2 separate regions of the Homo sapiens genome follow, and region 1 is linked to region 2. The links are chromatin loops, found by intact Hi-C in ENCODE. Cell type or tissue: ascending aorta. All regions are shown on one strand. Each heading gives the region's core, and the rest is flanking DNA. Links, peaks and the distances in the headings are about the cores only. Region 1 overlaps PPP2R5A (protein phosphatase 2 regulatory subunit B'alpha). Region 2 overlaps DTL (denticleless E3 ubiquitin protein ligase adapter).

The links. Hi-C counts contacts between places; a loop is a spot of excess contacts. Peaks named below come from ENCODE experiments on the same cell type or tissue, not always from the same donor. Only the 100,000 strongest peaks of a DNase experiment are listed, where the experiment ranks them.
Region 1: it touches region 2 in a loop (3-fold over the local background); 19 of 110 quality-filtered maps call a loop at or near these places.

Annotation. Positions count from the first base shown.
Region 1 is chr1:212,310,763-212,323,105 of GRCh38, forward strand. All of the region lies in intron 1 of PPP2R5A (protein phosphatase 2 regulatory subunit B'alpha), which reads left to right. Among named protein-coding and RNA genes, the nearest start is that of PPP2R5A, 32 kb to the left of the region's middle. RefSeq lists enhancers at 4,995-5,748, 5,341-5,410, 9,148-9,744. In ascending aorta, for the core only: a CTCF peak has its summit at 5,290 (motif pointing left); no DNase peak of the experiment used is centred there; H3K27ac peaks cover 1,680 bases.
Region 2 is chr1:212,064,735-212,077,077 of GRCh38, forward strand. It overlaps DTL (denticleless E3 ubiquitin protein ligase adapter), which reads left to right. Exons shown (of 15, transcript NM_016448.4): 7 at 183-295; 8 at 2,078-2,151; 9 at 3,490-3,593; 10 at 3,865-3,969; 11 at 7,367-7,479. Among named protein-coding and RNA genes, the nearest start is that of MIR3122, 6.7 kb to the right of the region's middle. In ascending aorta, for the core only: a CTCF peak has its summit at 6,164 (motif pointing right); no DNase peak of the experiment used is centred there.

The sequences.
Region 1 (12,343 bases), core at 1,753-9,752, 250 kb after region 2:
GGCAGAAGAAAGGAGGCCTGCCTTTCAGTTGCACTTGTCTAGAACTTATCCTCAGCAACAATAAGTTGCTGTGGAAAGGATGAGAAATGCTGATAGGTCCTACTCCTTACCTAAAGATGTCTGGGAGCTAGAAGTAGAGGAAGAGCCCTGTGTTCTCCTCTGCGTCTCTTTGAAGTAGGGTTTCTACATAGCTGAGCCAAGGGGGAAGGAGCTCTCTTGCTTAAAATACAGTCATGTGCTGCATAACGATGTTTTGGTCCATGACGTGGTATATAGGATGGTGGTCCCAAAATATTACAGTGGAGCTGAAAAATTCCTGTCCCCTAGTGATGTAGCTTTAGTTCATAGAACAAGGCATGACTCACATGTTTATGGTGATGCCAGTGTAAAAAAACCAGCTGCACTATCATATAAAAGTATATATAGCTGCCAGGCATGGTGGCTCAAGCCTATCCCAGCACTTCGGGAGGCTGAGGCAGGCGGATCACGAGGTCGGGAGATCGAGACCATCCTGGCTAACACGGTGAAACCCCGTCTCTACTAAAAATACGAAAAATTAGTCGGGTGTGGTGGCAGGCGCCTGTAGTCCCAGCTGCTCCCGGAGGCTGAGGCAGAAGAATGGCATGAACCCGGGAGGCGGAGGCAGTGAGCCATGATCGTGCCACTGCACTCCAGCCTGGGCGACAGAGCAAGACTCCGTCTCAAAAAAAAAAAAAGTATATATAGCATATACAATTATGTACAATACATAATACTTGATAATAAATGTTACTGGCTTATGTATTTATTATACTATTTTTATCATTATTTTAGAGTGTGCTCCTTCTACTTATTACAAAAAAAAAAGTTAGCTGTAAAGCAGCCTCAGGCAGGCCCTTCAGGAGGTATTCTAGAAGATGTGGAGATGAGACAGTGACGTAGATGATCCTGACCCTGGGTAGGCCTAAGCCATCTGTGTTTGTGTCTTAGTTTTTAACAAAAAAGTTTAAAAAGTTAAAAAGTCTGAAAAATAGAAAAAAGCTTATAGACTACTGATAGAAAAAATATTTTTATACAGCTGTACAGTGTGTGTTTTAAGCTATGTTATTGCAAAAGAGTAAAAAAGTTAAAATTTTAAAGTTTATATAAAGTTACAGTAAGCTAAGGTCATTATTGGAGAAAGAAAATGTTTTAAATAAATTTAGGGTAGCCTAAATATACCGTTTATAAAGTCTATAGTAGTGTACAGTAATGTCCTAGGCCTTCACATTCACTCACCACTTACTCATCCAGAGCAACTTCCAGTCTTGTAAGCTCTATTCATGTTAAGTGTCCTAGACAGATGTGCCATTTTTAAATCTTTTATACCATATTTTTTATTGCACCTTTCTATATTTGGATACACTTACAGTTGCCTATAGTATTTAGTATAGTAGCATGCTGACAGTTTTGTAGCCTAGGAGCAGTAGGCTCTACCATATAGCCTAGGCGTGTAGTAGGCTGTGCCATCTAAGTTTGTGTAAAACATTCTGATATTCACACAATGATGAAACTGCCTGAGGATGCATTCTCAGAATGTATTTCTGTCATTTTAAGTGATGCATGACTGTACCACTAGCTCTTGGTATTCTAACTGAATTTTCATAGATATTCCTGAATAGATATTTTTTTGCTGTTTGCCCTTAGGACCATTTCAGAGGCTATAAAAATGGCTGTTTTAAACATAACTTCTATCAGTTTCCCTGGTGAGTAGGCCTGTGGAACTTCTCACCTTGTCTTGTCAGAAGTTGATCTCCCTCTGGACTAGAATTTTAGCTTTTTTTGTAGTAATAATTAGTATCTTAGCCTTATTTAGGATTTCATAGCTTTCAGGTACATAATCATGCCAATAAATCTGAAAACCTAAGAGGAGATGGGAGAATTCCTTGAAATAAACAGCTTTCTGAAACTGACACAAGAAGAAACAAAAATCTGAATAGTTATGTATCTCTTTGACTGATTCCTAATTTAAAACCCCAACAGGGAAATTACAAGAAAATTATAGACCAATATCCCTTATGAACATAGATTTTTTTAAAGTTGTATACAAAATATTAACAAATTGAATTTGAAATATATAAATAGAATGAGATATTTTGATAATGTGGGATTTATGCCAGGAATGCAAGGCTGGTTTTACATTAAAAAAATGATTTGTTACATAAATAGAATAAAATAAAAATTATCACTTCAACATAAATAGAGAAAATAGAAAGTTCCTTCTCTGTATAGTTGCCTTCTGTTTAGTACTTTCCTATGCAAATCCTAGCCACCTCAGTAGCCCTATCTCTAGTCTTTATTTTGCTCATTAAATCTGTTGTTCTTTTAGGGTTTCTTTTTCCTGTGCTTTCTCTCTCTGGAGAGCCCTAGCAGATAGGGAGCTGGTGCGATTGTGGGGCTTTGTTTTCCTTCCCACAGCGATCACAGTCCTGTACTGCCTGTTTTCTAGCATCTGAAAACAATTGTTTTATATATTTTGTTCAGTTTTTAGTAGTTTACAGTGGAAAGGATAGTCTTCTGGAAGAAGTCTTGCCCACACTTTTTGTCATTCTTACCCAATAGGTATAAAGTGATGTATGACATTTCATGTATAAATTCGTGTATACTGTTTATACATACTTACATTTTTTTGGTTACCAGTGTGGTTGAATATCTTTTCATATACTTATCGGTCATTTATGTTTCATGTGACCTTTTTTTCCTATAGATTTTGGGTTTTTTTCTTAATGATTTGTAGGTGTTCTTTTGTACATTCTGTATACCAATTTCTTGTCCACATTTAATTTTTTAGTTCTTTCGGAACTAATTTTTGTGTGTGAAGGAAGGATCTAATTTTAATTTTTTTCATATGAGTAGCTGGAATAATTTATTGAACTTTAAATATTTCCTACTGACTTTAAAAAAAAAAACACCAACCGTATTATATACTAACCTTTTGTATGTGTACACTGGCATGTTTCTAAGTGCCTTATTTTTTTTTCCTCAGTGGTCTGTGAATTCCTGCACAACACCATGTGGTTTTAATTACTAAATGTGGTAAGATGACTCTTCCCTTCTTCATGTTAAAAATCATCTTGGCTATTCTTGGCACTTTATTTTTCCAGACGCATTTTTAAGAACAACTCTAATGGTTCCACCAAAATACCCTATTGAGAATTTAATCTGAATTGTATTCCTTGTATAGATTCATTGGGGGAAAACATTGATTCTTCTCATCCATGAATATAATATATCTCCATTTATTTATCTCTTTCATACATTTCAAGAATGTTTTATAATTATATTCATAAGAGCTTTGCTTGTTTTTCGTTAGACTTCTCAGATTCATTGCCCTTGGAACACAGTTACCATATTATGAGGGAGCTCAGACCGCATGGAGAGGCTATATGTTGGAGGTTCTGGTACTAGCCCCAGCTAGTCTGTCAGCCAAAAGCCAGCAACTACCAGACATAAGAGTTATTTAGCCTTCTCAGAATTCCATCCTCTAGTTTTCTAGTCCTTTAGCTGAGGCCTTAGACATCATGGAGCAGAGATAAGCTATCCCTGTTCTATCCTTTCTGAATCCCTGACACAAAGAAATTGAGAAAGGTAGTTTTTTTTTGTTGTTGTTGTTTTTTTAAGATGGGTTCTTAAAAAACCCATCTTAAACTCCAGTACTGTTGTCCAGGCTGGAGTGCATGATCACAGCTTATTGCAGCCTCAACCCTCTGGCCTCAAGCAGTCCTCCCACTTCAGCCTCCAAGTAGCTGGAACTACAGGTGTGTGCCACCAAGCCTATTTTTTTTTTTTTTTTTGAGATGGTGTCTCGCTGTGATGCCCAGGGTGAAGTGCAGTGGCTCAAGTCTCAGCTCACTGCAAACTCCACTTCCCGGGTTCAAGCGATTATCCTGCCTCAGTCTCCTGAGTAGCTGGGACTACAGGCACGTGCCACCATGCCTGGCTAATTTTTTTTTTTGTATTTTAGTAGAGATGAGGTTTCACCATATTGGCCAGGTTGGTCTCAACTCCTGACTTGAAGTGATCCGCCCACCTCAGCCTCCCGAAGTGTTGGGATTACAGGCATGAGCCACTGTGCCCAGCCAAGTGTAGCTAAATTTTAAATTTTTCGTAGAGACAAGTTCTTGCTGTGTTGCCCAAGTTGGTCTTCAACTCCTGGGCTCAAGCAGTTCTCCTGCCTCAGCCTCCCAAAGTGTTGGGATTACAGGCATAAGCCACCACGCCCAGCCTAATAATTGTTTTAAGCCACAGAATTTTGGGATAATTTGTTACTAAGAATAGAAAATGAATACCCCAGGCATCATTATGCTTATGTTATGATTTGGCTTGTTTTATAACTTTTCCTATGGGAACACATAATCAGAATATTCTAATATAGTATATGGGGAATAGTTTCTCATCCTGAATTAATAAATTAGTATTTATTACTGTCTTATGAGCTTGGAGAATTTGTATTTGTATTATGTATGATTTTTAAAAACATACCTGAGTTTGTAAGGCAGAGGAATAGACTCAGACATTGAAAATTCATCATGAACACTATGCTTCTTGGGAAACTGGACTTACTGTCTATTGAGAGTGTACTAACATCCCTGTGTGGTTGAGAATGAGGTTTCATTTTCCATGACATTTCTGTAGTCAGATATATATTACACAGAGTTATAACACCCAAACTTGTCTTAAAGACCTCTTAATTTAGTTGTACAGTCTTCCTAAGTAGGTTTCATAAATCGACATTAAAGAACATAATGTAAAACTTCTTTGCAACATTTTCCTAAAGATTCTAATTTACTTCGAAAAATTCTCACAAAGTTTGCTAATATTGAATGAGTCATTGAAATAAGCCAGGCTATATACTCAACTATGTAGATTTTATTATTTCTCTGATATTTTAATTTTATGTAAATATGAAGTATACATACAAGTACATCTCATTGTATTGTGCTTCACTGTATTGCATTTCCCAGATATTGTGTGTTTTATTTTTTTAAAACAAATGGAAGGTTTTTGGCAAACCTGCATTGAGCAAGTCTGTTGGTCCCATTTTTCCAATAGCATGTGCTCGCTTTGTGTCTCTGTGTCACATTTTGGAGATTCTCTCAATATATATCTGTTATGATCGCCTCCAATTAGTGATCTTTAATGTTACTATTGTAATTGTTTTGGGGCATCATGAACCATAGCCATATAAGATGTCACACTTAATCAGTAGGTGTTGTTTGTGTTCTGATGGCTCCACCAACTGGCCATTTCCTGGTCTTTCTTCCTCTCCTTGGGCCTCCCTATTCCCTGAGACACAACAAAATTGAGATTAGGCCAATTAAATACCTCTGCAATGGCTGCTAAGTGTTGAAGTGAAAGGAAGAGTCTCACACCTCACTTTAAATCAGAAGCTAGAAATGATTAAGCTTAGTGAGGAAGGCATGTTGAAAGCTGTGATTGGCCAAAAGCTAGGCCTCTTGTACCAAACAGCCAAGTTGTGAATGCAAAGGAAGAGCTCTTGAAGGACATTAAAAGTGCTACTCCAGTGACCGCATGAATGATAGGAAAGCAAAACAGCCTTATTGTTGATTTGGAGAAAGTTTGAGTGGTCTGAATAGAAGATCAAACAGCCATAACATTTCCTTAAGCCAAAGCCTAATCCAGAACATGTCTAAAAATGCCCTTCCTGAACCTCTGTACTTAATTGATAGTTGACTAGTTACAGAGTTCTAGACTGGCATTAGAATTCTAATAGGATAGCCCCATTATCTTCTGGCATGACTTCTGCTGATAAGAAATTCCATGGATATTTAACCTTTGTGGGTGACTTTTTTTTTTTTTTTTTTTTTTTTTTAATCTGAAAGCTTTTATTCTTCTCTCCTGGGCATCTGAATTTTCAGTAATGTGCTAAATTATCCCTTTGGGATCATGTATTTCTCTGTATTTGGTTTTATGTCATGTTGCAGTCTCTGGCGATCCTTTATTTTCCATTAATATGTATGGATAAACAAAAAATTACTGTAAGAGTTGGTTGGGGCTTATTGATTATCTGGTTTTGTTTAGAGTAATTGGTTAGGGATCTAGTTACATGCTGGAATGTAGGAACCTCCTCTGGCACTGTTCAGTTTCTTTAGGGAAGAACCTTCTAATTTTCTTTTGTCTGAAGCGTGAATGCTTGACTGTCTTTTGGAGTGGGATGGTAGACTCTTCAGCAAGTCCAGACTTTTATTTAATCCCCCATTTCAGTTCATGTCTTAATCCTTTCCACTGTTTCACTAGATATTTCTTAATCTTGAACTAATCTGAAGTTCTGTAGGACCCTTGCCTGTATTCCCCCTTTTTATTCTAGGACTTGACTTCCTCTTAGTTTTGCCAGTTACCACTTCTCTACCTACTTTGAGTTTTCGCTGAAATTTGTTGAAGTCTCTTGCCTATGGGCCTATTTTTCTGTTCTCTGTTATTGTGGGTTTTTATCTCTTTTTTTTGGTGGGGGGTCTACTCTCATTTTAGAGGGAAGGGGAGAAAAACAAAATTGCCATTTTTAACTGATATGTACTGTGAATCTCTAATGGGTAACGATTTAGAATACAGCTTTTAAAGGAACATTTGATATTTCAAAAACAGTATTCTCATACCCAGCTTCAGTACAAATTTGCTTTATGATCTTGGGCATGCTGTGTAGTGTGGGATCCTGAAGTACTTCACATACTGTAAAGCAGTGGTTTTCAAACTCGTTTTCACTGCAGACTATAGTGAGAAACACATTTTACTTCATAACTTACATACTTCCATGACATAATATCCTTACGTGCAATACACTCTGATTTTTTTTTTTTAAACTCTTGATTGTGACCCACTAACTTGATCTTACTGCCCACCAATGGCGTGCAACCTACACTTTGAAAAACAGTATACTAGAGCAGTATTTCTTAAAAGTGTGAGCCAGGGCCAGGTTCAGTGGCTTACGCCTGTAATCCCAGCATTTTAGGAGGCCGAGGCAGGCGGATCACAAAGTCAGGAGTTCGAGACCAGTCTGGCCAAGATGGTGAAACCTCGTCTCTACTAAAAATACAAAAATTAGCTGAGTGTGGTGGTGGGCGCCTGTAGTCCCAGCTACTTGGGAGGCTGAGGCAGGAGAATCGCTTGAACCTGGGAGGCAGAGGTTGCAGTGAGCTGAGACTCAATCTCAAAAAAAAAATTAAAAAAAAAAGTGTGAGCCAAATATATTTTCAAGTTGAGTATTGAAAAAGACGTAAGAATTTGGGAAAAACCTAGCGGGGCTTTTGTGAGTTTTAAAAGGTATGTTAATAATCCTCCAAAGATGAAATTGTGCCTTTCCCTAGAGTTATCTTGAGTCACCCTTGGCCCTTGGCTTGAGGCCATGCAGGGATTTTTACAGTGTTGAGAATTATCTTTAGTGAGATCAAGTGGCAGTCATAATAAATTGAAGTACAGTTTAAAATGTGCTTTAAAAACACATCTTTTAGTCAAATTTAAATTAATTATGTATTTAGCAAAGCAAGGCATATCTGTTTTTTTTTTAAGGTAATTCCTAGATTGTGCAGTTTGTTGTACCTTTCATAATATTCATGCAGAGCTTTTTATATTGTGGATTTAGTGATATTTTCTAGAAGAATGCTGCTTTTAAATTTTTTTATTTTTTATTTTTGGAAGAATGCTTTTAGTAAATCCTTAGCTCTGATGCTGAAGAGATGACTACAAGTTGATACTGCAGGTTATTACATATATTAAGTGCATAGTCAAATTTCCTTGAGGCAACAAAAAGACTTAAGGCATTTGAAATTGTTAAATATGGTATACCATGATAGTAGATAGTAGTCTGAATTGCTCCTTGGTTAATACTTGGGAAGATCAAAATACAGTTGGCCCTCCATATCTGTGGGTTCCACATCTGTGGATTCAACCAACCTTGGATCAAAAATACTCCAGGGAAGGGAGGAAGAATCTATACAGACTATGTAGAGACTTTTTTTTCAGGTCATTATTCCTTAAATAATATAACAACTGTTTACATAGCATTTACATTGTATTAGGTATAAGTAATATAGACATGATTTAAAGTATACAGGAGGCTATGCATAGGTTAATGCAAATACTAGACCATTTTACATAAGGGACTTGAGCATCCTCAGATTTTTGTATCTGGGGGAGTCCAGGAACTTGTCCCCATGGATAATGCAGATCAACTGTATACTTATAAATTTATGTGTAGGACATTCTCTTCATTTAAATAGAGGTCACTAGGACCTTAAATACTCATCTCTTATTTACTCATTTATTTATACATTTTGGAAGAAATCAGCATCCATTTGAAACAGATATATGTCATCAGTTCAAGAAAACCTGGTTAAAATTGCCCCAACAAAAACTTGGACCTCTTGTAATAATTAAATTCAGAGTGACTGAGCAAACTACTGTGTTGTAGTACTCAGGGCATGATCCAAAAGGTACCTTGTCAGCCACAACTCTAGTTGCTGATGATGCAGTGCTATAAGGTGTTGTGAATTTTTCCTGTGAACTTGTTTGTTTCTAAAGATGTTTTCATTTTTAAACCTTTAAGTGAAATTCTGATAGAAAATATCAGCATCTCTTGCAGGGAGAATGCCAGGTGAGCAAGTTGTCACCGTAGGAATCAGAATGGACGTTATCATCCGTAGTGAGAATGGCAAATGGATAATCAACATCAGCCCAATTGCCAGACTAAAACATCATTATGACAGACTTCATTTGCAAGAATTCTTAAAACGGAGAAGCTGAAGAATAAAGTGGCCAGTGCAGATATTGTCTGTGCTTTTTACATTTAACAGATTTATTATGTGTTCTTTTTGTTTTCTTTTCTTTTTTTTTTTTTTTTTTTGAGACGGAGTTTTGCTCTTGTTGCCCAGGCTGGAGTGCAATGGCGCGATCTCGGCTCACTGCACCCTCTGCCTCCCGGGTTCAAGCGATTCTCCTGTCTCAGTCTCCCGAGTAGCTGGGATTACAGGTGTGCGCCACTACACCCGGCTAATTTTTTTGTATTTTTAGTAGAGGTGGGGTTTCACCATGTTGGCCAGGCTGGTCTCAAATTCCTGACCTCAGGTGATCCGCCCGTCTCAGCCTTCCAAAGTGCTGGGATTACAGGCATGAGCCACTGTGCCCAGCCTATGTGTTCTTTTTCTTACAGATTGTTTTTTTTTTTTTTTTTTTTTATTGATCATTCTTGGGTGTTTCTCGCAGAGGGGGATTTGGCAGGGTCACAGGACAATAGTGGAGGGAAGGTCAGCAGATAAGTGAACAAAGGTCTCTGGTTTTCCTAGGCAGAGGACCCTGCGGCCTTCCGCAGTGTTTGTGTCCCTGGGTACTTGAGATTAGGGAGTGGTGATGACTCTTAACGAGCATGCTGCCTTCAAGCATCTGTTTAACAAATCACATCTTGCACCACCCTTAATCCATTCAACCCTGAGTGGACACAGCACATGTTTCAGAGAGCACAGGGTTGGGGGTAAGGTCACAGATCAACGGGATCCCAAGGCAGAAGAATGTTTCTTAGTACAGAACAAAATCAAAAGTCTCCCATGTCTACCTCTTTCTACACAGACATGGCAACCATCCGATTTCTCAATCTTTTCCCCACCTTTCCCCCCTTTCTATTCCACAAAACCGCCATTGTCATCATGGCCCGTTCTCAATGAGCTGTTGAGTACACCTCCCAGACGGGGTGGTGGCTGGACAGAGGGGCTCCTCACTTCCCAGTAGGGGCGGCCGGGCAGAGGCGCCCCTCACCTCCCAGACGGGGCGGCTGTCCGGGCGGGGGGCTGACCCCCCCGCCTCCCTCCCGGACGGGGCAGCTGGCCGGGCGGGGGGCTGACCTCCCTGCCTCCCTCCCCGCCTCCCTCCCGGATGGGGCGGCTGGCCGGGCGGGGGGCTGACCCCCCCACCTCCCTCCCGGATGGGGCGGCTGGCCGGGCAGAGGGGCTCCTCTCTTCCCAGTAGGGGCGGCCGGGCAGAGGCGCCCCTCACCTCCCGGATGGTGCGGCTGGCCGGGCGGGGGGCTGACCCCCCCACCTCCCTCCTGGACGGGGCGGCTGGCCGGGCAGAGGGGCTCCTCACTTCCCAGTAGGGGCGGCCAGGTAGAGGCGCCCCTCACCTCCCGGACGGGGCGGCTGGCCGGGCGGGGGGCTGACCCCCCCGCCTCCCTCCCGGACGGGGCGGCTGGCCGGGCAGAGGGGCTCCTCACTTCCCAATAGGGGCGGCCAGGTAGAGGCGCCCCTCACCTCCCGGACGGGGCGGCTGGCCGGGCGGGGGGCTGACCCCCCCGCCTCCCTCCCGGACGGGGCGGCTGGCCGGGCAGAGGGGCTCCTCTCTTCCCAGTAGGGGCGGCCGGCAGAGGCGCCCCTCACCTCCTGGATGGGGCGGCTGGCCAGGCGGGGGGCTGACCCCCCCACATCCTTCCCAGACGGGGCGGCTGGCCGGGCAGAGGGGCTCCTCACTTCCCAGTAGGGGCGGCCGGGCAGAGGCGCCCCTCACCTCCCGGACGGGGCGGCTGGCCGGGCGAGGGGCTGACCCCCCCACCTCCCTTCCGGACGGGGCGGCTGGCCGGGCGGGGGGCTGACCCCCACCTCCCTCCCAGACGGGGTGGCTGCCAGGCGGAGACGCTCCTCACTTCCCAGACGGAGTGGCTGCCGGGCGGAGGGGCTCCTCACTTCTCAGACGGTGTGGCTGCCGGGCGGAGGGGCTCCTCACTTCTCAGACGGGGCGGTTGCCAGGCAGAGGGTCTCCTCACTTCTCAGACGGGGCGGCCGGGCAGAGACGCTCCTCACATCCCAGACAGGGTGGCAGGGCAGAGGTGCTCCCCACATCTCAGACGATGGGCGGCCTGGCAGAGATGCTCCTCACTTCCTAGATGGGATGGCGGCCGGGCAGAGACACTCCTCACTTTCCAGACTGGGCAGCCAGGCAGAGAGGCTCCTCACATCCCAGACGATGGGCGGCCAGGCAGAGACGCTCCTCACTTCCCAGACGGGGTGGCCGCCGGGCAGAGGCTGCAATCTCGGCACTTTGCGGGGCCAAGGCAGGCAGCTGGGAGGTGGAGGTTGTAGCGAGCCGAGATCATGCCACTGCACTCCAGCCTGGGCACCATTGAGCACTGAGTGAACGCGACTCCGTCTGCCATCCCGGCACCTCGGGAGGCCCAGGCTGGCGGATCACTCGCGGTTAGGAGCTGGAGACCAGCCCGGCCAACACAGCGAAACCCCGTCTCCACCAAAAAAATACGAAAACCAGTCAGGCGTGGCGGCGCGCGCCTGCAATCGCAGGCACTCGGCAGGCTGAGGCAGGAGAATCAGGCAGGGAGGTTGCAGTGAGCCGAGATGGCAGCAGTACAGTCCAGCTTTGGCTCAGCATCAGGGGGAGACCGTGGAAAGAGAGGGAGAGGGAGACCGTGGGGAGAGGGAGACTGTGGGGAGAGGGAGAGGGAGAGGGAGAGGAGGGAGAGGGAGAGGGAGAGGAGGGAGAGGGAGAGGAGGGAGAGGGAGAGCTTCTTACAGATTGTTACTCATGTTTATAAAATATAGCAAGAAGACAGGCTGATCTTTTTTCAACCTATTTATATTTTCTGCTCTTTTTTCTTACGAGAAAATTCAGTGTTACTCTTTCACAAATGTACCAGAGTTGGGACATATTAATTACATCTACAAATGCAAAATATTTCATAATTTTTTAAATAATGAAAACCATGATTACCATCTTTTGTTACAGGATAACTACTATAAAAATGTTTTTGACCTATATAAAAATGTTGCATGTCTTGAACCTACAAGTAGGCCAGCCAGCAGTACATGACAGCAGCTTCGCTTCTCTCATTTAACCGTTTACAGTATGGCCTACTCTTCACAACTGTTTTACCTTAGCTGCCAAGAAACTTAGTAAAAACAAAAGCCCTTAAATATAGCAGTGAAATATCTTGTAAAGCTTTCTTGCATTTAATTAATTCTCATTTTATTTATTTATTTATTTATTTATTTATTTATTTATTTCATTCTTTTGAGATGGAGTCTCGCTCTGTCGCCCAGGCTGGAGTGCAGTAGTGGGATCTGGGCTCACTGCAAGCTCCGCCTCCCAGGTTCACACCATTCTCCTGCCTCAGCCTCCCGAGTAGCTGGGACTGCAGGTGCCTGCCACCATGCCCGGCTAATTTTTTTGTGTTTTTAGTAGAGACGGTGTTTCACCGTGTTAGCCAGGATGGTCTCGATCTCCTGACCTCGTGATCTGCCCGCCTCAGCCTCCCAAAGTGCTGGGATTACAGGCGTGAGCCACTGTGCCCAGCCCTCATTTCATTTTTAATTTT
Region 2 (12,343 bases), core at 1,682-9,681:
TAAACATCTCTCCCTTTTTATACATTATAGTCTCACCACAGGAGATGTAGTGCAGCTGGCTCTGCTGGCTTCTAATTTCACCAACTTGGTCAAAAATTACTTAATATTGAAGTTTTATTTACACATGTTATATTCAGCATGTAAGAATCCTGAAACCTAAATTTCCTTGGAATATCTTTCAGATGGGTTTTATAGGCAAGTGAATCAAATCAGTGGAGCTCACAATACCTCAGACAAGCAAACCCCTTCAAAACCCAAGAAGAAACAGAATTCAAAAGGACTTGCTCCTTCTGTGGTAAGGTTTTACAGATGTATACATGTGTGCAGATCTTATCTGTAGGATAGAATAAATGGGAGGCTATTGATTAAGTGAATGAGAATCTTCATGATTCTCATTTGATATCAGTGGTTTATTGCTTATTCAGTACCTACATTTGTGGTTCTCAAATTTTAATTTTTGGTTCTTCTGAATTATAATGCCATTTACCTATATTATTGATGGAATTAAAATATATGTAGCCTCGTTGATAAATATCTTTAAATTTATTTTGGTTTTAAAGAATTAGATTGAATTAAACATAAGATGTTGTCTCATGCCATTAAGCAGAAAGTGGTTTTTTTTTTTACAATTTCAATATCTACATTTTAAAAAATTGATAACATAATTTTACATATTTTGGGGGGTACACTATGTATAATGATCAAATCAGGGTAATTGAGATAGCCATCACTTCAAATACTGTGTGCATCAGAGTTGCCTGAGGCACATGTTGAAAATTCACCTTACTCATCCCTAAAAATCTCTCTACACACACAGACACAAACACACACACACAAACACACCCCTATAGTATAGTGGAATTCATTAGGAAAAGTGGGGGAGGAGTAGTTTGAAGAAGCATATTAAGTACTGTGATGCAGTTTTCTAAGGGGAAAGAATACCTGTTGTTTTCGTAATACAAACTACAGAAAAATATGTTTTTTGTTTTGAGACAGAGTCTCGCTCTGTCACCCAGGCTGGAGTGCAGTGGCGCAATCTTGGCTCACTGCAAGCACCGCCTCCCAGGTTCACACCATTCTCCTGCCTCAGCCTCCCAAGTAGCTGGGACTACAGGTGCCCACCACCACGCCCAGCTAATTTTTTGTTTTTTTAGTAGAGACGGGGTTTCACCGTGTTAGCCAGGATAGCCTCAATCTCCTGACCTCGTGAGCCTCCCAAAGTGCTGGGATTACCGATGTGAGCCACCACGCCTGGCCAGCTTATTTTTAAGCATTTGACAAAATATTGTTAAATATATTGAGAAACACATGGGTAGAACATAGTACCACTCTAATAACTTACAGTCAGAGCTCAAACAATGCCCATAATATATCCTTTTTCTTTAAAAAATTGCCCTTTTTCTCACTTTAATGTAATTTTTTTTTCATATTCCTGGTGTGTAGGGTACAAGTTAATATTTTGGGGGAAGTATGACTGCTAAGACATTAAGACTTAAAACTATACACCGTGAACAGGACACAAGCATGAATGGAAGCAGATAGTAGAGGCCATATGAAGTTAAAACGAGTAGCATTTCAGACATTTAATCTGGTTCTGAGCCAAGATAACTTGTTAAGTAATAGCAATTAGGAGGTACGACTCCACTGGGCCTCTTTTTCAGGGCATGAAATAATCTTTTATTCATAATTCTTTTGATACTCCTATATGATAATCTAGGTAGACAGCAACATTTTAGAGATTAAACTGGCACAAGAAAGTTAAATAAGTTTCCTAAGGATACACACAGCATATTAGTAGGGCTGAGTCTAAGTAGATGCAGTAGGCTCAGACGAGCAAAATCTTTTAGTCACCAGTTTGTTTTTTGAGTATAAGTTGAAATATTAACACTGTATACTAAAACTTAATGATCCTTGCTAAAATTACCTCTTGGTCAGCATATATATCTGATCGAGATCATTAGACAAGACTTCATCTAAGTCAGTCTGGGGAGAAAAGTCGTTTTTTAGCACCTTGTTCCCTTGATGGTAAAGATTATGATGCCCAAGATAGAATCTTCTTCTTTTCTTGTGCTATCAGGATTTCCAGCAAAGTGTTACTGTGGTCCTCTTTCAAGACGAGAATACCTTAGTCTCAGCAGGAGCTGTGGATGGGTAAGAGTCTATTTCTTTTTTCTTCCGACGAGATCTTTTTTATGAGATTGTGATGAGGCAGTCACATAGTCTCATTATAATTGAATGTGTGTGCTTTCAACTGTCAACATAGCAAGTACCCCAACTGAGGAAAGGAGCTATAGATCACATTGGAAAATACCTAGTTGAAGGACTCTTGCTGGATAATTAAATGAAAGAATACATGTGTCACGCTTAGCACATTGTCTAGCACATAAGAGCAGTGGTAGCTGCTGTTGCTATCTTAGAAAAGAAGCTGGCTGGGTAGCTTGCTTGCCTTATGCAATATAATTTAGTCACTAATTCTCATTTTGAAGAGTAAAATTTCTGTTACTTTGGGTTTTGTCTTTTTCAGGTTTAAGAATATCCTAAAAGAAGAAATCTGATTCTGGGGATGTAATTGACATTTCTGGGAGTAATCTAACTAGATTGATGATAGTAAGGTCTAATGACTTTCACATACCTGTCATCCATGATTAGTCTGAATTCTTGGCTTCCAAATAAGTCTGCTCTGTGATGCTTGTTGATTGTGTTGTAGAATATTAATTCTATGCAAATGGAGACTCTTTCTTTTTAAGTTTCCTTCCTATTATATCTCTCAAGGCATCCTTCTCTTAAAATTTTTAATTTAAAAGATGATGGCTTACCAAACTAGGATTTCCATTGTGTCCTCTGGGCACTAAAACCCTCTGAACCAAATTCTCAGGCAGGAATGAAGGATTATCTAAAGGTTATTAGTTCTGCTTGTGAATGACTGTGAAAGCTTGCTCTGTTTGTTTCCAAGAATACTGTCATTTCATAGCAGGTCTGTGTTTTCAAGTTACCTTTATACTAGAAGTAGAGGATTAAGACAATTATCTCAATAGATGAAATGAAAAAATACTTTATTTCACAGAACAATTTGTTTAGATTATTTAAAGAGTTATGTATGGAGATATAACCACAGGGACAGAACTTGCTACTTATGATATCAAAAATATATGCAGAATATTAAAGGCTTAGGAAGTGTATTTTCTAAAAACAATGGAACAATTACTATCGGCACTCAACCTTCATCTTCCTTTTCCGTTCTCTTAGAGTAAACTCCAGTAACCCATCACTGGGTCAAATCACATCTGTTTCCGTTCTGTCAGAATTATAAGCCTGATATTGGAGACAACAGTATAAGATACTTTAATTTGTTTCCCAATGAAATATCCTTACTGTACCTAGTTAATGTGCCAGAGGAGTTAGATTAAAAGTCATTTCACATTTAGTGTAGTTGAAGTTGTTTGGGGTTGGAAGAAGGTCTACAAAATATTTATTTGCCTTGGTTTTTAGGATAATCAAAGTATGGGATTTACGTAAGAATTATACTGCTTATCGACAAGAACCCATAGCATCCAAGTCTTTCCTGTACCCAGGTAGCAGCACTCGAAAACTTGGTAAGCCTTTAATAGGTCTTTTGGGGGAGATAAGAGTTTTTGTTTAAAAAAAAAAAAAAAGGCTAATTTCCAGTAACATTGATATGAAAAATTCTAATATGTGAAGTTCAAAAGATAAAAACTCAGAAGAATGTTTTTGGTTTGTGTATATTTTGGGGACAAAGAATTCTGATGATGATTCTTATGAAATGATCTATTTTTGTCTCTACATTTTAACCTCAGATCTACTCACCATCATCAGGACGTGCTAACTTAAGTTTCCTTTTTCCAGGATATTCAAGTCTGATTTTGGATTCCACTGGCTCTACTTTATTTGCTAATTGCACAGACGATAACATCTACATGTTTAATATGACTGGGTTGAAGACTTCTCCAGGTAAGATATTAGTCATTCAAATTCTCTTACCAGGAAAGCATTATGGGCTTTTTTTGGTAATGATAATTTAATGGGCTTTCTTCTAAACTGAACTTATTAAGCCATATGAGGACTTTGGCATCTTTGATTACATCCAGTGATAATTTCATAAGTGTACATTCCTTGTGATGATTTCATAAGTTAGCTGAATTGTGCTTTACATGGTGACTTTATTTTAATAGAGAGTATCTCCTGAAATTATGCCCTTTGGCCTATATTTAGAATTCTCTCAATTTTTTATTTAATAAGCTGTGGAGTAGATAAAGTGCTTCTGCTCAGCTTTTTTCCTCTTTAGGGGCTGCTGGTTAAAATTAGGGGGCTGAAATTTTCATACCCCCAAAATAGTTTCAGCCTATCTCAGCCTTCTCCTTAATGTTAGAGGCCCTTTTATTTCTAGATGTTTTCCCCAGCCTCACCTTTTTTTTTTCCTCAAAACTTTAAAAATAGAATCTGATACTTAAAACTAATAAATAAATGATAGTTTTAAAAAGAAAACCCAAGTTTCTCAAGCATGCTTTCCTCTTTTTTTTAATCCTCTCCCCTCCCTCTTCCAAATCACCAGCCTCAGGCATGCTTTAAGAGAGTTATTTGGGTTACATTATTTTTAAGAACATCAATTTCTTAAGCAACATCTTAGTAGCCTGGTTATTCCTCATCTATAGATCTTTCAAAAACACTTTGAATTCCATAACCAATCCTCAGAGTTACCCAGTTTCCACTAAAGTAAAAAGTGCTGATAAACAAGAAATCTCAAGTACAGAACTTGTTTTATTTTATTTATAGATAGATGTAGATATAGATATAAATTTTTTTTTTTTTTTGAGACGGAGTTTCACTCTGTTGCCCAGGCTGGAGTGCAGTGGTTCGATCTCGGCTCACTGCACCCTCCGCCTCCTGGGTTCAAGCAATTCTCCTGCCTCAGCCTCCCAAGTAGCTGGGATTACAGGCGCCCGCCACCATGCCTGGCTAATTTTTGTATTTTTAGTAAAGGCAGGGTTTCACCTTGTTGGTCAGGCTGGTCTCGAACTCCTGACCTCATGATCCACCCACCTCAGCCTCCCAAAGTGCTGGGATTACAGGCGTGAGCCACCATGCCCGGCCCAGAACTTGTCATTTTAGCTGAGATCTTACAGAATTTTCCAAAGATCACCCCAAGCAATCTTATTAGGACTTTAGTATCGGTGGCAGCATCATAGTCTGCATTTCTGATACTTTGCACTGGGTCTAGTTTTCTCTAAACAGGAGCAATAGTATTTAGAAAAGGGAAGAGGTGTTTCTTTTGCTATTTTCCTTAATGGAATCTGAGCTTGGAGAGCTGCTAATTTAGTTAGTCAAATAAAATAGACTTTTCAACATCTTTCCTTGAAAGATAAAGCGTGATCCTGATTATATTATCAGATGTACAAGAGCTCTTTCTATATAATTTTTGCTACAGTGTGGCACTGAAAAGGTCCTTGAGTTTAGTGTCCTGCTGTCCAACACTTCGCTAATAATTTAGTAAACCTTTTCTATGCTTCTATTTAATTTCATTTGCGCAGATGGATAGATAGGTAGATAGGTTAATAGATCGATTTATTCCTTAAAAATTGAATGACAGCTGGCCATGGTGGCTCACACCTATAAACCCAAGCCGAGGCTGGCAGATCACTTGAGCCCAGGAGTTCGAGACCAGCCTGGGCAACATGGTGAAACCTCATCTTGACAAAAAGATGCAAAAAATTAGCTGGATGTGGTGGCATGCACCTGTAGTCCTGCTACTTGGAAGGCTGAGGTAGGAGGATTGTTTGAGCCTGGGAGGTTTGAGTCTTCAGTGAGCCATGATCTTGCCACTGCACTCCAGCCTGGGTGACAGAGTAAGACCCTGTCTCAAAAAAAAAAAACTGAATGACAACTGTGTGTGTGTGTGTGTGTAACGTCTTGTAATTACTTGTCCTTTTCAAAACTTCTGAATCGATCTTGGATTCGATACTTGATCTACCATGCTTTGTATTATGGTGTTTATATGTTCATAAGGATGACTTGGTTGGAAGTACTTGAAAAGCCCAGATCACCAAAGCAAGATTAAATTGAGCTCATTAAAGCCAACATACATTTTAGGAGGATTTTTAGCAAGGTTTAAACATTTACAGTGCATATCATACCAGCCTTTCTTAGACCAGCAGAGGGCAATAAATACTTACAGGTGTAGTGGGAAATTCAGGCTAGAGTTTTCCATTCATAGTTGAGAGTTGAGGAAGATTAAAAATTACAGTTTTAGAACAATGTTCAGAATAAAGGAGCTTGTTTATTTTGCAGTGATAATAGGTGTATACAAATTGATTCATATCCTGCCTCACTTTCACAGTAAAAATGTCTGATGTGAGGAGTATTTGCTATGCCTGCATAGCTTTTTCCTTTAAAGCTATAAATACAAAGTTCTTTTCCAGCTTTATTCTAGAAAATGGAAGAGATTCCTGTGAGCACTTATGGGAAGCTGTTAAGTCCCCTACTAATACTTTTCTCTCTGGAGTGTGATTGTTTTTTCCTGCCTAAAGGTATCCTTAAATTCTCCAATAATTGAGATTTTTCTCTTGTATTTCCTAGTAGTGTTCTGATGTCAGAGGCCTCAGGTTTTGACCTTCTTAGGATAGAAGAACCTGTTAAGAACATATGCTAGATTGGGTTACCTGCCCTTTTGCCATTGAGAGTGAGAAGGCTAAACCTAATCTAGTGCCTTACATATAAACAGTTTACTCCACTAGCTCTTCCACCATTCAGTCTACTCAAAGTGCTGGATTAAAATGATTCTCACATCCCACATAAGCTATTAGTAAGTTTTAACCAGAACTCAAATGATACTTTTCACTGATTTTTTTTTTCCTTTTCATGGAACAAATGTTTGAGGATCTACTCTGTTCAAAGCACTATAAAGTCTAGTGAGGAAAAAGTAAGATATAAAATTTATCCTCAAGAGGCCTGAAGTCTAAGGGGAAATTAGATGAATATATTATGCAGTGGAAAAAATCCTACCCTGGGCTGGAGAGAGAGGGTCTTATAAAGGCATTTTACTGCAAGTTGGACATTGGCTGGATTCTTTTTTTAAGGAATGTTTTCCCTCCAATTTTTTTCTCTTGATATTGCCATTTTCGTACCAAGTACTCAGACTGAGTTCATGAGATTGGATCTAATATAAAGCTTCCTTCTAGGGTTTTGTTTTTCTGCCAATGTCTAGTTCCCTTGTATTTGATGGATAAAGCTAGATCATCTGCTTCAATAGGCAATACAGTGATAAAACTTGTTAGAATATATATGCTGTCTATATCCATTTGACCACTAGAAATAACAAGAGCCAAGTAATTTGGTTTTTTTCCTCTGGCAGTGGCTATTTTCAATGGACACCAGAACTCTACCTTTTATGTAAAATCCAGCCTTAGTCCAGATGACCAGTTTTTAGTCAGTGGCTCAAGTGATGAAGCTGCCTACATATGGAAGGTAAGTTGCTAAACTTCACCCACAAGTGTTAGACTGAAGTATTCTTGCAAATATTTGTTCTGTCCAATATGAGATAAGTTTAATGTAACCACGTGCTATACTATTCCTGCATCAGATATTTAGTAAAGGTTGCTCTTGGCTCTTAATATAGCTGAAACCTTACTCTACTACAGAATGTATGACACTTTCAGGGCCATAGCTTGTCAGAAATTGACAATTTGTATCCTCTGTTTCAAAAATTATTAGGAAATTGAGAATTCAGAGGGTGATAAGAACCTTAACTACTTTGTCCTGCATCCTGGAAAACATGCTATACTGACTTTCTGCCCTATGTTTTCAAACTCTCGTTCAGAATACAGTATTTTGATCCCTAGGATCCTGTGCTTGAATCACCCATGGAGCCTTGCACAAAACAGAAACTCAAAAATATTTTTATGATTAATTTATTCTTTATTCTCTCCTTACAAGTAGCTGATCTTCAGGCCACTAAAGTAGATATGGCTGCTTTATCAGATTTTTATATATTTAATAGCATTATTTACTAATCTTTTTTTTTTTTTTTTTTATTGAGATGGAGTCTCACTCTGTCGCACAGGCTGGAGTGCAGTGGCACGATCTTGGCTCACTGCAAGCTCCGCCTCCCAGGTTCACGCCATTCTCCTGCCTCAGCCTCCCGAATAACTGGGACTACAGGTGCCTGCCACCACGCCCGGCTAATTTCTTTTGTATTTTTAGTAGAGACGGGGTTTCACCATGTTAGCCAGGATGGTCTCGATCTCCTGACCTCGTGATCCGCCCAACTTGGCCTCCCAAAGTGCTGGGATTACAGGCATGAGCCACCATGCCTGGCCAATAATCTTTTAAATAACTTTTTTAATAACAGTAGTTCTAAAGTGTCTACTGTAAGCTAAGAAATTTAAAGCTGTCCATTTGAAGTCCAGTGGAGAAAATAAAAATGTTAGACAACAGGTAGCACTTGCTTATTACTGAAAAATGTCTCTTGAAGGAATAATTAATTATGGAAATGTTCTGGGAATTCAGAGAATGATCATTAAGGCATTGTTTACCCATGACTAAGAATTAATTATCTTCTAGATTTCCCTGTAACTTCATAAATGTCTTTGACATTGGTGAATTGAATGATTAGAGTTCACATATTTTGGGTTTTAAAGTCATAATGTCTAAAACTTCATAGATCCCATAGTTCCGATAGTATCAAATCCCTTCTCAAGAGAAAGTTATATCATTTTTTATCCTGCCAAGCTCTAGAAAGTAATATTGCTAATTTTTTTTAGGACAGGGGTAAAACCTGTTTAGTATGAAGCATAATTCTTCAGCTTAATTTCTTCCAATCCTGAGGGAAGTACAAAAGAAAAGTGATTTCTATATAACTGGAGTTGTGAAAATGCAACACTACTTTATTAAAATTTTACTAACAATATCCTAAATAGTCACAGGGTGGAAATATTGCTCTATCCAAGATGCTTCTATGTTGGGCCTGCCTTTTTCTACAAGCATATTTCTTTCTTTTGTTATATTTTTAAATGCCTATAAAGTATATACTTGACTCCATCACAAGATGGAGTTTCCTCTTTATAATATTCTTCTTACTTGAGATTTTAAGTTTAACAATGTTATGTCGCTGGCACTAATGCTCTGTCTTATATTTAAAATTTTCAGTTTCAAATTTGGTCTTAATGCTTATTTTGCTACCTTTTTCCTTTCTTCTTTGCTCACTGTCTTGCCTATGTTTCCTTCTCCACTTTGGCTCCCAACTTAACTAGAGGATTTTATTCCTACCACAGGTCTGTATCTTTTAAGGTTTGTTTCTTGTTAAAAAAAAAATTTTTTTTTCCAACATCACAAAAAGCATATAAGAATAATTCAAAAAATACTTATGTATTGATCATTCTTGTTAAATTATTAAGTTTTAATTATATGTACATAATTATGTATACAATTACATGTGTGTTGTATAGTTTCTTGATAGTTTTTAAATTCTTAATAAATTTTTAAATTATATATATACATAATTATGTGTATAATTATATATTATGTGTATCTTGTGTAAAGTTTTCTTGACAATTGTTAAAGTTCCTTCCTCTTCTCTAGTGCAAAGGCCTTTTTAAGATTTTGTTTCAGGGAATGAAGGTTGTGGGAATACTTGCCTTTAAAGATATACACTAAATATAGTTGGCCATTGTTTCTAAGCCATTTTCAGACAACCAATCAGTGTCTACCACATACAAGGGTTACCCTTTTTTAATTCCTAGGCTGGGTCACATGTCAGTGTTGAATGACGTGGTTCAGACGTGATGTTCTTCTGCCTGTCCACACATAACTCGGTGTACAGGCTCTGATATTTGAGATCCTGGCAAGCTTGCACCTCCTAAATTTGAATTTGCCTAGTGAGGTGGCTCAGTTTCTCTTTTCCATGATTAAAAAAAGGAGGAGTGGTATTTTAAGAGCAATTCCATTCAAGCTGAGTATCCAGGCTGTTAGATTGCTCTTCTACGTGTTCAAAAAGTCAGAATTCTCTTAAGTATTAGAATTTTTTCTATGCTAAAAAGCCAAAAGCCCATGGGCACAAGAAAACAAAATAGAAGGGAGTTTTGTATCTTAAGACAGAAGAGAATGGCCTCTTAATCCTCACTACTGCCCAGCAAAGAGGAAATATAATATATTCGGGCTGATATTGAGGCCCAAGACTTAAAAAGATTTAATATTATACCTTTTCTTTTTAATTTCCTAACTATTGTCTCACCCCCACCCCATCCTCTTTTCTCTGGTTTGTTTCTGATATAGCCACTGAATAGCATCGAAGTGGTTATAAATAAACTGATTTGGCATAGTCATTCTACCACTGACTGGTGAAACGTTGAGCCTGACACTTTAGGAAGTGTAAATGATCTCATGGCAGAAATAAAGATTAGACTTGGTTTCCAACTGGGCAGAGAAGAGATTTTGTGAGGAAAAGTGCTGATATTCTTTGTATGTTTCAGTACACAAAATAACTTTATGACATCTGTAAGTTAGAGCCACTTACTTCTAGAGGTACCTTCTTAGTTCTAGGAGATTTAACTTTGGGATTCCTTGTGCCTTGAATTAAAGTCTTTATTTTACAAAAAGTAGAATATGTAAGAGAGGACAGTCTTCTGTGTCTGAGCATCTCCAAAATGCATGGATATAAATGTCTCTTAGACTTAATAGTCGCCTTCCTACTTAAAAGGGAAAGGAAGCTTTAAAAAATGAAGTTACGTAATTATGATAGTGTTCTTATAATAATGTAGGGACAATAAATAAAAATTTATTTGAATAAAAATGAAGGATTTAAAAGCCACCTGAATCTCATTAGAAGGAATGAATCTTTCTTGAAGTAGTCATACTATACCCTAGGATAGTCCTAAACTATCAAAGCATAAAAGTTCATAAAAACGTGTTAGACATTAGTTTCTCATTTTAACCCATAACACGCCCTTCCTCCCATTTTTCCTTATTCAGATAGAATTCATATAACATATAATTCACCATTTTAGTCATTTTAAAGTTTACAATGGAGTAGTTACTATTGTAATCACAGTGTTGTACCAACATCACCACTATCTAATTCCCAAACATCATCACACCAGAAAAAAACCCGTGTCCTTTAACAGTCACTCTCTAATCCCCTCTTCCTCCCCAACACCTGCTAAACTACATTCAGTCTCTATGGATTTGCTATTCTAGACATTTCATATAAATGGAATCATACAAAATCAGCATTTTGTGTGTGACGTCTTTTACTTAGCATAATATCGAGGTTCATCCATGTTATAGCATGTGTCAGTACTTACTCCTTTTTATGACTGAATAATATGCCATTGTGTGGATAGACCACATTTTGTTTATTCATTCATCAGTTGATGGACATTTGAGCTGTTTCCATTTTTTGACATGAATAAAGCTGCTGTGAACATTTGTGTATAAGTTCTTGTTTAACATAGGTTTTTAATTCTCCTGGGAGTGTAGGAACAGAATTCGATTCCTAAGAATAGAATTGCTGGGTCATATAATTGTTTAACTTTCTGAGGAAACTTCCCCCCACTTTTAATGCTATGTAAAGTGCCTGGCTTAGACTTTTACTGTCGTCATTGATACCTTGTTAACGTATTCCAAAATGTTTTTCTAATGGGTCTCTTTCTTTTTTCTCTGAAACCCTATAGATAAATGCAAAAATGTGCATATATTCTATTGGTGGGTATTTAGGGGGTTTTTTGAAACTTATTTTAACCCTTGGTGTACACATTTAGGTTCTCCTAGGTATTATAATACAGAAACTGAGAAAGGACCAATATCATGAAATTAAAAAGCTATAGGCAATAAGCAGGGTGAATCAATGGAAGACAATAATGTATTTCTACCAGGGATGCTCAGTAGGACTTGAGGATTTCCTCTCCCTTCTAATTTGCTGCTACCAGACCTGTTTGGACCTTGGGTGAAGAGAAACTTAATCGACTGGGGCCATCCCAAACAGAGGAGGAAAGGAAAATTTCTGTGACTACTGGGATAGTTAGAGACGATCTTCAAAGTCTTTTCTAAAATATGTTACATTGTGAAAGAATGAATTATCTCTGTGCCATTGTAGGAGTAGGCAGTAAGTGAGATTCCTGTAGATGTGGAAAAAGCTTCCTTTCTGATAAATTTTAATTAACTCTGCAAGACAAGTTAGACTCTGCTCTTTGTCTTCTTTTGCTTTTTTAATTATTGCATATGTACCATTTAAGCCAAGAGAGGAGTATTAATGATTGAGTTGAATAACCTTATCAGTCAGTGTGTCAGATCTCTTAACCATAATCTGGGGGAATCTATTAAGTTTACTTAGTCA